Regions from separate parts of the Homo sapiens genome. Here region 1 is linked to region 2. The links are chromatin loops, found by intact Hi-C in ENCODE. Cell type or tissue: dorsolateral prefrontal cortex. All regions are shown on one strand.

Region 1 (8,000 bases), 110 kb before region 2:
GTAACAGAGTGAGACTCCATCTCAAAAAACAACAACAACAAAAAACAAAAAACCAAGATCCTAAATTAAATGATGGCCAGCTAAAAACTGGGCTTTTATGGGGAAAACAGGATCACTCTGCTTTGTTGAGGGGAGCTTGGATGAAGCCACCAGAACTTGGGCCACTGAAATGCCATCCTAGGAGTGGGAGCTCTGAGCAGGAGCCCCAGCGAGGGCCCTGGAGGTTTGGGGTGGGTGAACAAAGGAGGATCGATGTGAGGACATTGGCATGACAGCTCATCTTCTTACCAAGCCTTGCTAAGACTGCTGGTATCATTGGTAACCTAGCTGGACTTCCTCCAGTAGTACACAAATGAAAGACCAAACAGCATGAATTCTTGTGAACCTCTTCGGAATAGGACTAGTGAGGAGAGTCTAGCAAGGAGACGGAGGTTCTCTGTATCTCTCCTACCCCACTCCTGCCTTCTGCCATTCCACCTACAGCTTTGGAATCGGATCGAACAAACAGAAAGGTTAAAGAAAGGGAAGAAGAAAGGATCTTGAGGGTTTGTTCATGTTCTCCTTTGGGAATATCGCTGAAGCAACTGACCTGGAACTGGAATGAATACCTGGTGTGGCTTGGGTTTTGAAACGGCAATGTTGAACAAGAGATAAGCAATCCTGATACGGGTTTTCAAACAGACCTCCATATTAGAGAAGACTTTTAAACATGTTGTTTGACCTATTTTGGTAGAGGCATTTATTGCTTTGCATGGCGCCATGTAAACTGAAATTTGTGCATATCAGAACAGTGTCCTCACTTTACACTGTTTGCAATGGACATGCGTGACTTTCAGTTAATGTGGGACCATGCAAAGTGAGAACTGCCTGCATTAGCAAATTACTAATTTAAGGTAATCAAAGTAAGATGCTGCCTGGAGAAATTACCTTGTATGTATGTCTGTGTGTGTGTGTGGTTTTACGTGCTAGTAAATCTTAGTTCCTTTGCTCTGGTTTTCTGATTTCAGAATACATTAGCTGTTTCATGCACTGGCTCATACCCGCCTCATAACTTGAGGTGAGGGAACTTGATCCCTAGATGTGGTTTTCTCTTAACTAGGTGATTATTGGTGGTGGGTGCTATTTGGACATTCATTTTTTTTTCCTTCCTTCTATTTTTCTTTTTGTTGCTGGGGGGACTGTGTTACCTTACCTGATGATATACTTCCTAGAACAGTTTATGTTTTTATGCTTTCTTAGTGTGTTAATTGGGTCTGGAGGGTTTCAAAGGACTACTATTGGCGGTGGTGTGTGTTATTTATGTCTTTTCGACCCATAGAAGCCGTGGTATTTATTTGCAATCTGAGATAGATTCTATTTTGGAAAGTCTCACCTATGTTCATTGCCATTTGTATGTCCTTTAAAATGAAAGCCTTCCGCAGTCTAAATAGCAGAAGTGTTCTGATACTTCATAGCTGTTTTAACCCTGTAGGGGTCCCACCTAGATGTTCTGGCCTACCTTTTTCCCCTCCAGTTCTCTTCCATGTGAGCAAGTCTGGAGTAGCGCTTTTCAACCAAATTTGACCAATACTTTAAAAAAGCTTTTTGAAATATAAACCACATCCCATACAATTCAACCACTTAAAGCATACAATTAATTCGGTGGTTTTTAAAATTATATTCTCACTTGTATGGTCATCACCACACTCAAATTTAGAACTTTTTAAAATCACCCCAAAAAGAAACCCTGTACCCATTAGCAGTCACTCCCCTTCCCCCTGCCCCCCACCCACCAGCCCTGGGTGTCACCATCTACTTTCTGTTTCTATGGATTTGCCTGTTCTGGACATTTCATAGCTATGGAATCATATAACATGCGGCCTTTCACCTCTGGCTTCTTTGATCTAGCATAATATTTTCAAGATTCACCCATGTTGTAGCATGTCCATATCTCTTTTTATAACAAATATTTTGGGCCAGGTGTGTGAGCTTACACCTGTAATCCCAGCACTTTGGGAAGCCAAGGAGGGCAGATCACTTGAGCTCAAGAGTTTGAGACCAGCCTGGGAAACACAGAAAAACCCCATCTCTACAAAAAAATACAAAAATTAGCCAGGTGTGGTGGCGTGCACCTGTGGTCCCAGCTACTTGGGAGACTGAGATGGGAGTATCGCCTGAGCCTGGGAGGCAGAGGTTGCAGTTAGCCATGATTGTGCCATTTCCAGCCTGGACAATAGAGCGAGATCCTGTCTACAAACAAACAAACATTTTGTACTGCCACCTTTAACCTTTTTTTTTTTTTTTTTTTTTTTTTTAGATGGAGTCTTGCTCTGTTGCCCAGGCTGGAGTGCAGTGGTGTGATCTCGGCTCACTGCAACCTCCATCTCCCTGGTTCAAGCAGTTCCCCTGCCTCAGCTTCCCGAGTAGCTGGGATTACAGGCACACATCATCAGGCCCAGCTAATTTTTTTTTTTTTTATTTTTAGTAGACACAGGGTTTCACCATGTTGACAAGACTGGTCTCGAACTCCTGACCTCAGGCAATCCACCCGCTTTGGCCTCCCAAAGTGCTGGGATTACAGGCGTGAGCCACCATGCGTGGCCAACTTCTTGAAGTTGGATTTATACATTATATAAACGATCTATACAGATAATTCTAAAAACCAATATAGAAATAAAAAGTTAAAGAAAATAATATGCATCGGAATATGTGCTCATATCTGACTGTTAAGAAGATGTGATGAAATAGACACATGCACCTATACAAAAAAAAAACATGAATATGATGGCTGCAAGGTCTTGGGCAGCCTGGACACTATGAATAGTGTAGCCTGAGATGATCTGGTCTCAGAGTGCGAAACAGATTGTGCTTGTATGGACTTTACCCAACTCCCCCTTGATTTACATGGTGGTCCTATCTTTGGAATATTTAGAGTTTAATACCGCTGTACAGAAAGTACTTGCTGTGTACCCGCAAAAATAGAATCAGATTCTCAAGTCAGATCATTGTGAACAAGTATTTCATCTAAATGTGTGTCCAGTGGAATATTAAAAATTTGTTTTAATAGTGGGAGAATCTTGTTGTCCAGGGCTGACCTTGTGTGTTGCAAGACATCGTGAATCCTTGGCCCCTCTGAGCACTACGTTCTGGTCATTATGACAACCAGAAAAATAGAGTTCTGAAATGTCCCCTAGGGGGCAGTCCTGCACCCACAGAGGACCTCGCTATGGGGTCCTTCCTGTGACCTCTGCTTCCTCAGTGCACTCAGTACTTAAGCTTTTCCCCACCTTGAACTGCTCAAATTATTAGTCCTACTCTCATAAACAGGAGGAAAACCAGCGCCTAAGAAGTCACTCCCCCTGCAGAGCTCCAAGGATCTGTACAGTCTGCACTTCCTTTTGATGCTTGTCTTACTGTTCCCTGTTAAAATGAGCTTTTTAAATGAGCATCACTCTAAGCGTCCTTCCCCGTGCCCCAGATGTGCCTGTCTCTGGTGGGAACCCCGGGAGCTTTTGTTCCTGTGGTAGAGTAATAGGGTGCCATTATAGCAGTGATTGTTCAGTGTTCTTAGTTGTGTACCCCTAAAATAATTTTGAAAATCTGTAAATCCCCTTACACGTGTTTAAGCTGACATCTAACAGTTCTCATCAAAAGCTTAATTGTAGGATGTGATTTTTAACATATGACAAATATTGACGTTCAAAGAGTCTCATGTCTTTCTAAAATTTATCCAATGAATTTAAATGCCATACCTATTTGATGCCTGCCATTATCCATTAAAAGTTATATGAGACTCTTTTTTAATAGTCAAAATTTCACATCGTTATTTTATATTTTTGAACTCATATTTCCATTCTTCCCCATAGAACAATATACTAATATAACCCATTTTTATGCTTGAAAAGTCTTTTATTAATCACTCCAGGATGCTTTTCTACAACAAAAACAAATGTTAATTCCATTTGGATGGAATTAATTTTTAAAAACAGCATTGCCACTCAGTTTTTTTGAAATGTTTACAAGTTATATGCCAAAAATTATATTGCACTCTCATCAGTAATTATTTTTATTGACTTAATAACTCAGTTAGGTCCTCCTTCAGTTTTGTTGAAAGCAAAGAACTGGAACCCACCTGATTTGTGAAAGAATCTGTTACTGGTTATTAGAGTTATTCACTTTATTAATATCTGAAGGATAGTTAAGAGACTTTACTGTGACTTACCAAATTGTTATCATTATACCTGTTAGTGCTTTAGTTAAAGACATTTAGTTTAATCTGCTGTACTTAAAACTATTTGAGAAAATTGAAATGGTTAATTTTAATACTACCTCATCAATACAATAACATACTTAAAAAAACTTGTATTTTATCCCATGTTTTAAACATACTGTTATAAAAACCTTGATCTGCACATTTTTTGCTGTCATCAGAATTTTGTATGACCTGTCTGTTGCCCCATGGAGGTTTTTACGCTTCCAGGATACTTCCTTCCATAGTTACACCCAGGGAGGGTGAGTGCTCTCCCTTTCTTTGTCACATGGGAGAAAGGCAGTTGTTTAAGGAGAGGTTTAAAGATAGAGCTTTGTGTGCCTGAACTCCAAGCTCGCTCCGAAATAACGTGTTTTAGGAAAGCACATATGGGAGAGTGAGGCTCTGTGGATTTTTTTGCCCTTAAGACCATTTGTACCTGTGTGCCCTCTTGGGAAGGTGTTTTACTGCAGTTTGAAGGTGGCTCTATTTTAGGACATTTTCAATCCTATTCATCATGAGAATCTCGAGGTGATAGTGTGCACTGAGTCATAGGAAGCCAAAACCCATGGCAAAAAGTTATACTTGCATTGAAAGATAGAGAATTTGTGTTTTTTCTTTTGGTTTCCCTCCTTCTCCTTCTTCTGTGCTGCTGTGTTCCAGAAATTACTGGAGGCAATTTATAAATCTGTCAGGTCCTGAATTAAAATTGGGAGGGGCAAAAGGAGAAGCTGCACCAGAGATGTGCACTGGCAGGGATGAGGAAGTGATGTCCTCAGCGGGGTCCTGTGTCTGAGGGATGGTTTCAGGCAGGTTGCATCTTTGCAGGAGGTACCTATTGTGCACTAGGACTTGGGGTGGGGTCCTCAAGGTCTTAGAATATGGCTTAACGATCAGGCTTTAGAGGCAGATGTACCAAGGATCTGGTCCTCTGATCCTTCTGGTACCCCTCTGAGAGGTGTGCTGGGCTCTGTGCTGGCCATGAAGTGTGAATGTGTTTTGGAGAAAGAACTCTGTTTCCTTACTGCTTTCATTTGGCATAGGAATTGTGAGAGCCCCTTGTCAGTGGGGCAGCAGCTGGCCTGGCACCAAGCAGCAGGACCTGGGGTGTTTGTTGGCTGCTGACCAGAATTGTCTGGGAAATCCAGCTGCCCTGTGCATGGACTTGAGGGCCCCTGGGAAGCTGGGTATGGTCCTCTCTGCCAGGAGAGAAAGCCTCTGGTCTTCCCGTGTTAGATAACCCAGAGGGGCTCCATGGTAATGTTCAGGTAATCCAGCTTATCTCATCAGTTAGGAATTTGTCTTTAGATTTACTAACAGCTGATGTAAAGAAGTCAACAAGTCACAGATTAAACTTAGAGAGACGCTTAGAAAAAAGTAGATGTATTCTGGAAGGTGAGACCAGACAGGAATTTCTTTGGGATCTTCATGAAAGAATTCCATGTGAGAACGAATGGCATCCTCAGAGCATCTCTGCAGCAGGAACAGTCATGGGTGCCACAGGGTGGCACTTTGACTTATAATCTGTCGTCTTAAAAAAATCTCTTTAAATTACTTAGACTTACTTAAATTTAAGCCTAGAGCACCCGGCATTCCTACATGGTCTCCCATGCAAGTACTAGCCAGGCCCAACCCCGCTTAGCGTCCGTGATCGGACAAGCAGGGTGCCTGCGGGCTCTTACGGCCATAGACTACTGTTTTTCTACCTTTTTCCTAATGTTTAAAAATATATGTTTCTGAAATGTGGAGGACTCTTAAGCTTTTTAAAATTTTTATTTTTTATTTTTGTGGGTACACAGTATGTGTATATTTTATGGGGTATATGGGATATTTTGATACAGACATGCAATGTGTAATAATCACCTCAGGGTAAATGGGGTGTCCATCACCTCAAGCATTTATCCTTTGTGTTACAAACAATCCAATTATATTCTTTTAGTTATTTAAAAATGTACAATTAAAATATTTTTTACTGTAGTCACCCTGTTGTGCTAGCAAATATTAGGTTTTTTCCATTCTTTCTAACTACTATTTTGTCCCCATTAACCATCCCCACCTACCTCCCTGCCCCCCACTACCCTTCCCAGCCTCTGATGACCATCCATCAACATGAGTTCAGTGTTTTAATTTTTAGCTCCCACACATAAATAAGGACATACAATGTTTGTCTTTCGATGTCTGGCTTATTTCACTGAGCATAATGACCTCCAGTTCCGTCCATGTTGTTGCAAATGACAATATCGCATTCTTTTTTGTGGCTGGATAGTGCTCCATTGTGTATCTGCAGCACGTTTTCTTTGTCCAGTCATCTGTTGATGGACGCTTAGGTTGCTCCCAGGTCTTGGCTACTGTGAATAGGCTGCAATAAACATGGGAGTGCAGATAGCTCTTCAGTATCCTGGTTTCCATTCTTTTGGGTATATGCCTAGGATTGGGATTGCTGGATTGTATGGTAGCTCTATTGAAATGTAGAAGGCTCTTAACCTAATATCTTTCTCTCTCATAACCTTTTTGTTTTTCCATGGAGGGAGGGGAGGTACAAAAAGCTTTTGCTGAGAGAAACCACAACCAGTTTTGGAGTACACAGTTCCTAACCCACCCTGCCCATCACCTGTGGCCGTAGGCTACAGCCCCTCAACAATGGCATATCCTCGCCTCACCCCTCCAGCAGGGGTAGTGTCCTCGAAGGCCTCTCCCTCTCTCCCTTTGCTTCCCTGGCTGGCTTGTAGACCCCGACTGGCCCAGGATAGGGGAGCTCCTCGCTGTAGATTGAGGGTGGAAGGGACACAGAAAATGTAGCATGAACATTTGAGGGCAAGAATTCAACCAGGACTCACATACCTGTTGACCAGTGTCACCCTGCTATTCCCTTGGACTCAGGACTTGTCCCCCGACCCCAGAATCTTAAGAGGTGGCTACGGTCCAAAACCCTCCCTGGGGACACCTCTCCCTTCGCCATTCCACAAGGAAGGGAACTGGGAGGAACAGGGGTCTCCGGACTCAAGGCGCTAAGGACAGGCATGCGTGTGTGGTCCATGCCCCGTCACCCTGCTGAATTGGGGCTGGCCTCTGGGAGGGGCTTCCCAAGACAACCCTGCAAGCCTGTGGAGCTTGGGGCTTGGGGGTGCAGGATAGAGAGCAGTCTCTCCGATTTTCTCAGACTCCCTGACCAGGTCAGGGGTTACCTAGTACCCAGTGTTCACCTTCCCTACAGCCTGCTGAATTCTAAAGAGGAAACCCCACACAGGGCCAGACAGGTGAGCTGCCCCGGAGTTGCCTCCCCATTCTCCTTTTTGCTCCCTCCATTCTCCGAGTCCCTTCTTTAGTAGAGAACATTTGTAGAGAACATATAGTTATTTAAAGTGTTGGCAATAATGTTAAGGTGCAAATCCAAGTCTGACTCACTTTTAATGTATTTATAGGAAAAAAATGTTAAGCCTTTGACAGGAAAGTGGCCACTGCCACACAGAATGTTTTCTGAAAAGTAATATCCAAAAGTTACTCACTTTCCTATTTTCTTCTCACCTCTGCTCTCTGCCTTCACCTCTGCCACCAGACCCATTTTAGGGAGGGGAGTTGGGCATGAAAAGAAGAAAGTTGAAAGGAACAAAATCAAGTATAAACCATGAGATAAGTACAAGGAGGCCAGGAGAGGAAGCAGAGGAGCTTTCTCATAGATAAGGCGTGCATCCATGCTGAGGCCCTTTTGCATCAAAGTGAGCTCATGCATCTTTTAATATCTGCCGGAAGCTAATAAGAGTTTGTCCAGTCA
Region 2 (8,000 bases):
ATTTAATTTCCTTTCTGCAAATTAAAACTAATGAAGTGTGGCCTTGTCAAAGGCTATGGAGATGTTCCGGGCATACTGCTGTGCTCTGTGCTTTCCAGCAGGCGCTCCTCCCTCACGCAGGAGACTCAGTTGTCCTGAGAGAGATGAAGCAGCCTTGAAGCAGATGCTGCGTTTTCCATAAACCTGATTTTGCCTCACATGAACCAAAGACTCTCAAAACTCCGCTTCTATAGAATTAGCTGAATAAAGGCATTTTACTGATAGCTGTTCGTGTTAGCGAAACCTGTCTACCTGCTATAGCACACTCTCCGATTTGGGCCATTTATGCACCCCGCAACCTGGGATCTCAAGGAGCTTTAAAGTCTTAATGGGAACTTGGCATTTTCCTGATGATCTTTAAAATGTGGTCACTAAACTCAGGATTGGCGTGTGCTTTTAGAACACTGGAGTAGCCCTTGTTTTAGAGGCTGTGCATTGAGTATCGACCGTATTTTGTAAAAGGCAAGATATCCTCCCTTCCAGGCTGGTAACGGGTTTCAAGGGGACTCTTGAGGAAGTGCCCCCTAAAATAGAACACAGCAATAACTGGGCTTCCTGTCCCCACCCCCACCCCAGCAGTGCTCTCTGGCACTGGGAACTCTGCTAGGGAGTGGTGGAAGTAGGAAGGATTTGTGTGCAAAGGAAAATCGTGGTTGAGTTTCACTGCAGCAGGCTGACGTTGCCTGATGTGAGAGCAAGTGGCCGACTGGGGTGCGGGTGCACAGGTCGGGGGAGCACAGGCCACAGAGCGCAGCCTCTGGGGGTCCCCCAAGGCACAGCATATACAGCATGGTCGCCCCTTGCCCTGGAGTCTGGGAACAAAGAGAGGAGCCAGCCTCCCCGCACTGCTTCAGATGGAAAAGGGAGGCAGGGTGGGCTTCCGTTCTCCAGATCTGTTTGCTCTTAACAGGCAGAACATGGGAGAATCCTTATTCCTGGTTAATCACTATGCATATTTGAAATAAAAGAAAGCGTAAGCCTCTGCAATTTTAACTTCTCAAAGGATGTCTCTGAAAAGAATCACTTTAAACCAATGCCTATAAAAAGCAAGTCTACCAAAATAAACTAAGACTTTCTATGTGGTTTGGGCTCCCTCTTATTTTTACAAGTTTCATTTTTAAAAGTAGGCAACTACTTTGGGTTACAGTATTTTTATTCATATTTAAACATTTTTACAAAATAAATAAAGTGTTTTACATAGTAAGGAATATGTACGTATTTCCAAGTATTAAGAAGCCAAGTGTTTTTTTTTTTGACGTATTATTGACAAATGTATTCAGCGCCATACACAAGAGAAATATTATTACTCCAAAGAACGAAAGTTAACAAAACTCCAAAGCAAAAACCCTTTTAATGGAGGTGAGAAATAAATTTAATGTAACAACAGCTAGATTGTTTTTAGGATTTTTCTTTTCTTTTGTGGAAACTTCTTGACTTGACTTTTCATCTGAACAGTTTTTCCCCCCAAGATTTTAATCTTATATGTCATACTTAAGTTTAGGAACAGCTTGAATAATTAGCATTCTAGATAACACAAGGGCCATGATTCACTAAAATTCCAAGCTACTGTAATTTTATGGCATTTATTTGCAAATGTTCTTTGTATCTCATTTTATCTGTAGCAGTCCCCACTAGTCTACCTTAACCATCTTATAGCTCTGGTAAATTAAAACTTACGTAGACTTTATACAAGATCCATTGGCCGTATTAAACCTCCCCCACTCTTAGGGCTTAGGGCGGAAGGGACGAAGGCAGGGCTGATAGGACTTTTAAAAGGATAAAAGGAGTGGGGGCAAGGGAGGCGGAAAATACAGGCTCTTGCAGATACCCTCCGCGCTGCCCTCCACACCCAGCCCACTGCTCTACAAAGGTATGAATGGAATGGCTTTTCTAGAAAAGGGCTTCCAAGAACATAAAGGAATTCCTTTCCCTGGGAGGCCCCGTGGAGGGCTGAGCCAGCCTTGAATTGGGCTTATTTCTCAAATCCATTTGATCTGGCATTTTTGTCAACATGGTACATGTTAGGGCCTACGATGATTTTTTTTTCTTTTTTGTAAAAGAGAGGCATATGTATTAAAATGCTTCCTCTTCCCCTGCCGGAGCCTCACAGAAGTCAAGAAACGCTATCCCCAGCTTAAATGTGCAGACTCTTCAAGATGGAGGTCACAATATTAGGTTGCCACAGTAACAGCTCTGCTGACTTCACACTCAGCCCTGGCCGTCCTGAAGCCAGCTCGTGTAAGAATCTTCCTTCATGTTCTAGGTTATGAAAACGAAGTTTGTTTAGACAAGGACGTTTTCACTAGTACACATTTTCAAGTACATACACACTCTGTTACGCCTGTCCACGTTGTCACTTGTAAATCTATGATAGGGTCTTTTTTCTCAACAGTAACCTTTGTTATTGAACTGCTCCGATAGCCTTGATTTATTTTTACTAAATACAGCCCCAAAAGTTAATAACAAGGTAGACACAAAAGCATTTTGCAGTACTTTATTGAAAAATGTCGGTGGTATCTCCTAGTAATCAAACCTACACCTTTCAAGAATCACGGTTTAATTACAAGACTCATGAACATAAAAAAATAATACCCTCGGCTTATTTCCTGTGCACACACTCACAAGGAGCTGTGAATGAGGTATAGCTGAGTGCGTGGAGAGGCGGGCACATCCCTTCCTACCATCCAGCCCCTTCGCTGCATGACCCACGGTCCTAAATTTGCAAATTGTGACTCTTACCATGAGGCCCACTGACAGACACCCTGTAGGGATTGTGTCAGGTCCTCACTAAGTGACACAGGGTTGGCAAAAAAAAAAAAAAAAAAGTCAGTTCACATTTTGAGAGCAGTTGGTGTAGGTGCACTTGATTTTAGAACGATGAGTTTAAAACATTTGTGAAAACCTCTTTCCATTCAGAAAGGTGGAAAAAGTTTCCTAAAATAAACCATTTTGATAAAGCAGCAAAATGCTGCAGTGTTGATAGTGTGAAGAAAATTGAAGGACGGCGGTTCAATGCATTGTGCAGTTCAGAGCCATGACAGGATTTTTCCATGTTGAGATCTTTAAGCAAAACCCATAAAAAGTAAAAATTAATGGAAGCTCATTTTTTAAACACTGCTGGTGCTTTATGAAAGGATTTCTGTTTACCTGTTGCACACGTAACATGTTCTTACGAAGTTTTCTCGCTGTGTAGAAAATGCTTAAAATGTCTACATCATTTTCATTACACCCCCTTAAGCATGTTTTTCCTTCACAAGGTGCAGTCCATTGACAGTGTTCCGTATTGCACGTGCAATTTAACTTTATTAGCACTATTTGTAGCAAACACGAGCCTAGTGAATTACAGATCTGTGTGGGCCAGAGGGATTTTGCCACGTAATAATGAAGCTTGACAGGGTCATTCTCATAAACTGTCTGGCTACATATATATTTTTGCATTTAATGCCTATTCAATATATTCTGAAGGTGCTACTCTTGGTGTTATCAAGAGTTCATAGGGGTTAGGGGGAAGTAAGAGCTTGTTAATGTATTTGGGAAGCACACCTATGTTCACAGACACAAAATGGAATTGCATGGTCACCCCCTTAGTCTTGGTTTGTTGGCTTTTTGTATTGAAGAAAGGGTTAAATAAAAACAAAAATAATGAGACTCTTGAATGACTTTTAAAGACAGTGGAGTTGTGTATTCATGGGACTTACAATCATCACTTCTGCCTTCACCTAAGCATCTAAAAGGGCTCGTGACACAGGCGTCCCCTCCCAGGTCTGCCGTCCACTTGGAAGAGCGGACTGTGGTAGGGTGGGTTTTCCCTCCTGAAAGTGGAGGATATTTGCGGAGTGAAACCGCTTCAATCCCCCAGCGGGACTGTTGTGGAACGTTGGGGACAAGGCAAGACGCGTGAAGCCCGATTTCAAGGTGAGGAAACCAAGCCCCCAGCAACTGGGTCGCACCGGCCCTCGCAGGACAGAGGCGGGCGGTCACCTGCCCGGACCCGGGCGCTCCTCGGCCCTCGGCACCGGCGCGCGGGGCCTCCGCGGTGGAAATCCGCAAGTCGGCGGCGGGGTCCAATTCAAACAGCTGTCTCTGCATAAATTAATGTAGGTCGTGCGCATTTGCCGGGCTCGGTGGCGCCGCAGCCCCGGGAGGCCGGGTCCAGGCTCCTGGCGCGGGCGGCCAGCGGGTCACCTCCCGTTGGTGATGATGACCGAGGCGCCCAGGTAGTGCGGCAGGGGCGCGCCGGGCGGGGAGGTGGCGGCGGGGCTCGGGTGCCGGAGCCGCAGCGCGCCGGTCGCCGCCTCGGGGCCGCCGGGAGCGCAGGCCAGGCCGGAGGCGGCGGGTGCGGCGCCCCCCAGCGGTCCGCGCCGGGCCAGCACGCGGTGGTAGTTGAGCAGCACGAAGGGCAGCTGCGCCGGCGCGCCCGGGGCCTCGGGGGTCGGGGGCGCGCAGCACTCGGGTGCCGCGCGGGCCAGCGCCAGCCGCGCCCCGTCCCGGGCGGCCTGGCGGGCGGCTTTGGCCGGGCCCAGCGCGGGCTCCTCGCGGTAGTGGCCGCAGCTCGGGAAGCTCGGGGGCGCGGTGTCCTCGCCGAACCTGCGCACGGCGGCGGCGGGCGCTGCGGGGACAGGCGACACGTTAGAGGGCAGCAAGGGGCGCGGCCGCAGCCACCCCACCCCCAAGCCCCGGGCGCAGCCACCACCCCTCGGCCGCCCACGCGCTGCACCCGCGGGGTCGCTGTCGCCCTCCCCCGCCTTAGTCTAGGCCGTGCTGTCCAATCTCAGGACGCGACCTGAAATGTTCCAGGAGCCGCGTTACAAAGCAGGGAAACAGGTGGAATGCCTGTTAAGTAATACACGTTAATGCAGCATATCCAAAATACTCTCTCAATGGAATCCGTGTGAAACAATTATTGGGATATTTTCTTTTTTTTTTTTTTGGTCCTGAGATGCAGAGCGCAGGTCACACCTGCCTCACTGCACTGGCCACATTTCCATGTTCAAGACCACACGGGGTTGGTGGCTACCTGATTGGACGGCAGAGGTCTAGAGGCCACCAGGGGCCCTGGTGTTGGAGGGCCCCCGTCTGCTCTGATTTCTTCTGCCCGTCCCTTAGTGGAGAGGGGTGGTAACCACCCCGATCGGTTTCGCCGTGTCATAATGAAAAATAACCACTCCCATCTACTCAGTCCGATGCCTGACATTAAGTAGCTCCCTGGCTTGTGGGTTTTTTTTGTCTTTGTTTGTTTGTTTGTTTTTAAACACTATATGGCAAAATTTGTCTTCCTTTAATACCAAAAAGACTAGGAAGCTGATCGCAAATTGCCTCAAATTAGCACCTTTGGTCCACTTTTTATCAAGTGTGTGATAAGGAGATTGTTAACCTCTTTCACTTTTAAAATAGTGGTAAAAGTCAAATACCATGTGACAGCATTAGCCAGCTTCCGACACACAAATTCAAGTCAATCTCAAGTGGGTAATACTTTCAGCTGTTATCAAAACCCTTTGCTTTGTCTTCCTTTGCTTGGATGTTCTGGAGATCCCTTCCTTGGTTATATGAGGGGCCCAAGATGTTCACGGGTATGGCAGATGCAAATCTAAGGGATCCGTGGCTCCTGGGACAGGCCAGGTCAAAAGGCAGGGGTCCTGGCCCTGGTCACCAATGTGGTCTTTTCTAAGTTAGCTACTTCTGAAAAAACATGTCCTAGTGATTTCCAGAAAGGCGGCATTCTCCCGTAATCTATCTCTCTTCTCAGATTTGGGAAGAAATGTTATCTCAGCCTCAAGTCACAATACAGAGCAAGAGATTCCTAGGATTTGCAGAAAAAGCAGGATGAGGCCCAGAAGGAGCAGAGCCCTACCTGCCTCGAGAGAGGCGTGGAGGAACTTCCAAGAGCTGTCTTCTTAAGCAGGGGCTGGTGTGCTGCTTTTCTGAGGCACATCATCCTTTTTCTTTTTCTTTTTTTTTTTTGAGACAGTCTCACTCTGTTACCCAGGCTGGAGTGCAGTGATGTGATCTTAGCTCACTGCAACCTCCACCTCCCGGGTTCAAGTGATCCTCCTATCTCAGCCTCCAGAGTAGCTGGGATTACAGGTGCTCACCACCATGCCCAACTAATTTTTGTATTTTTAGTGGAGATGGGGTTTCAGCTTGTTGGCAGGCTTGTCGCAAACTCCTGACCTCAGGTGATCCGCCCACCTTGGCCTCCCAAAGTGCTGGGATTACAGGTGTGAGCCACTGAGCCCGGCCTGGGGCACATAATCCTGATGTCACCTTCACCCACATTTTAGTGGCACTGCAGGCATCTGCACCATCTCGGTCTACACTCTGAGCGGCAGTTAGGTCTCGGTGCAATGGGAATACATGTCCTGCAGCTAAACCTCTGTTCCCACCTTCCACCTTCTGCCTGGGGTTGGTCCAGCGAGCAAACAGGAGTCAGTCTGCGTCCTGGGGAGCTGGCGGTATCTCCGCAGAGGACATCTGCTTGCCTGCCACCAGGAGAAGGTGAAAGGCCATTCCTTTCTGTTGAACTAGCATGTACAGGGCAGGTCCCTACTGTGTGTCGTGTCCTTGGGAGTAGGCACATCACAGCTTCACCCCATTTTACAGGTGAAGAAACTGAGGCCTGGAGGGTTTGTGTTCTTTGCCCTGGGTTGGTGAGTGGCATTTCTGTCCCCAAGCCCACAAATTTCCACCATAGTTTTCCCCACTTCCAAAACTGGCATGGGAAAATAGCCAATAGGCCGTTTGTCTCAAATATTCACTTCTGGTTGGAGTGGAAAGGAATCTTGCAAAAGAAATGCAGCTGGGGTGTTCTCAGCACATGGGAGCTGGTTTTGAAAATCACTGTCCCCCTTTGGTTGGTGAATGTGGCCAGGATTTACGTGAAGGCCAGATACTCGGTTTTCCTTTGCCCTTTATACTGTCACTAGTGTCCCCGAGGCAGGCAGACTGCCATTTCTCACTCTCGAGGAGCACCTGCATTGAGAGCAAGAAAGCACAGCAAGCCCTACTTAGAAGCAGAAAGAGGGCAAGTTTGCCCAAAGCGTGAGGGTTCTGTCTCCATCTGCCACCCACCGCCATGGCTGCTTCGGCTCCCGGCCGTGCGCAGTCCTCCCACCTTCCCCACGAGCAGACCTGACCCACCTTCGTAGCTTGGCACCAGGCTGTGCCTAGCAGTGTTCGCCGGTGGCTCTGGAGGATTTTTAGCTGGAGACGAGCTGCTAGGCACTAGGGGGTTGGCATAATGCCACTGGCATTCACCGCTGGCTGGCAGTGTGCTCAGGAAAAAGCGTGCCACCTCACAAGGGGATCCTTGGGGCTGCCCGAACTTGGCCGGCAACATTGGCTTTTTGCTGCTGAAGACGTGAGAGTCCAGAGGGAAGTGTCCGTAATGGTAGGAGAAGGGCAGGCTGTAGGATGGCGTGTACAGAAGGTCACTGCTTTCTGAGTGGGGCTGCAGTTCTGGAGGAGCAGCAGCGCTTGCAGGGGGACTGGCTCTCCAGTTTCCGAGCTGGCCGCATTCCAGTTTGTCCATTTGGAACGAGCTGTATTGCTGCATGGCAAAGAAGATGGATGAAGGGCCAGCGAGGGGCCGGCAGGAAGCTGCCTTCCGGCCCTGCAAGAACCGTCCCGACGGGGCCCAACCCCATCCAAGGGCTGCCCCTACCCTCGCCACCACTGCAAGGTCCCACTGGGGACAGGCACACAGCGAGCGATACCCCAGTGACCTGCTCCCAGGGTGGAAAGAGATCCCCCACCCCAAGCTAACAAGACATCAGGCACACATGGACTCTTTCTTTCTTTCTTTCTTTCTCTTTTTCCTTCTTTCTCTTTCTTTCTTTGTTTTTCTTTCTTTCTTTATTTCTTTTTTCTTTTCTTCCTTCCTTCCCTTCCTTCCTTCCTTCCGTCTTTCCTTCCCTCCCTCCCTCCCTTCCTTTCTTTTCCTTCTTTCTTTTTTTTTTTTTTTT

What was found. Peaks named below come from ENCODE experiments on the same cell type or tissue, not always from the same donor. Only the 100,000 strongest peaks of a DNase experiment are listed, where the experiment ranks them.
Region 1: it touches region 2 in a loop (4-fold over the local background); 47 of 110 quality-filtered maps call a loop at or near these places.

What each region holds. Positions count from the first base shown.
Region 1 is chr21:36,849,831-36,857,830 of GRCh38, reverse strand. The region is part of intron 6 of HLCS (holocarboxylase synthetase); the gene reads left to right. It also overlaps the pseudogene RNA5SP491. Among named protein-coding and RNA genes, the nearest start is that of HLCS-AS1, 110 kb to the left of the region's middle. RefSeq lists an enhancer at 3,008-3,302. In dorsolateral prefrontal cortex, a CTCF peak has its summit at 3,167 (motif pointing right); a DNase peak (open chromatin) is centred at 3,167; H3K4me3 peaks cover 210 bases; H3K27ac peaks cover 2,709 bases.
Region 2 is chr21:36,744,313-36,752,312 of GRCh38, reverse strand. It overlaps SIM2 (SIM bHLH transcription factor 2), which reads right to left. Exons shown (of 11, transcript NM_005069.6): 10 at 7,177-7,585; 11 at 2,396-4,648. The coding sequence ends at 4,221. HLCS (holocarboxylase synthetase) reads left to right here. Exons shown (of 11, transcript NM_001352514.2): 11 at 1-3,687. Among named protein-coding and RNA genes, the nearest start is that of SIM2, 49 kb to the right of the region's middle. RefSeq lists enhancers at 1,578-2,102, 2,103-2,628 and a silencer at 4,278-4,537. In dorsolateral prefrontal cortex, a CTCF peak has its summit at 4,412 (motif pointing left); DNase peaks (open chromatin) are centred at 4,183, 4,382 and 7,542; H3K4me3 peaks cover 2,262 bases; H3K27ac peaks cover 325 bases.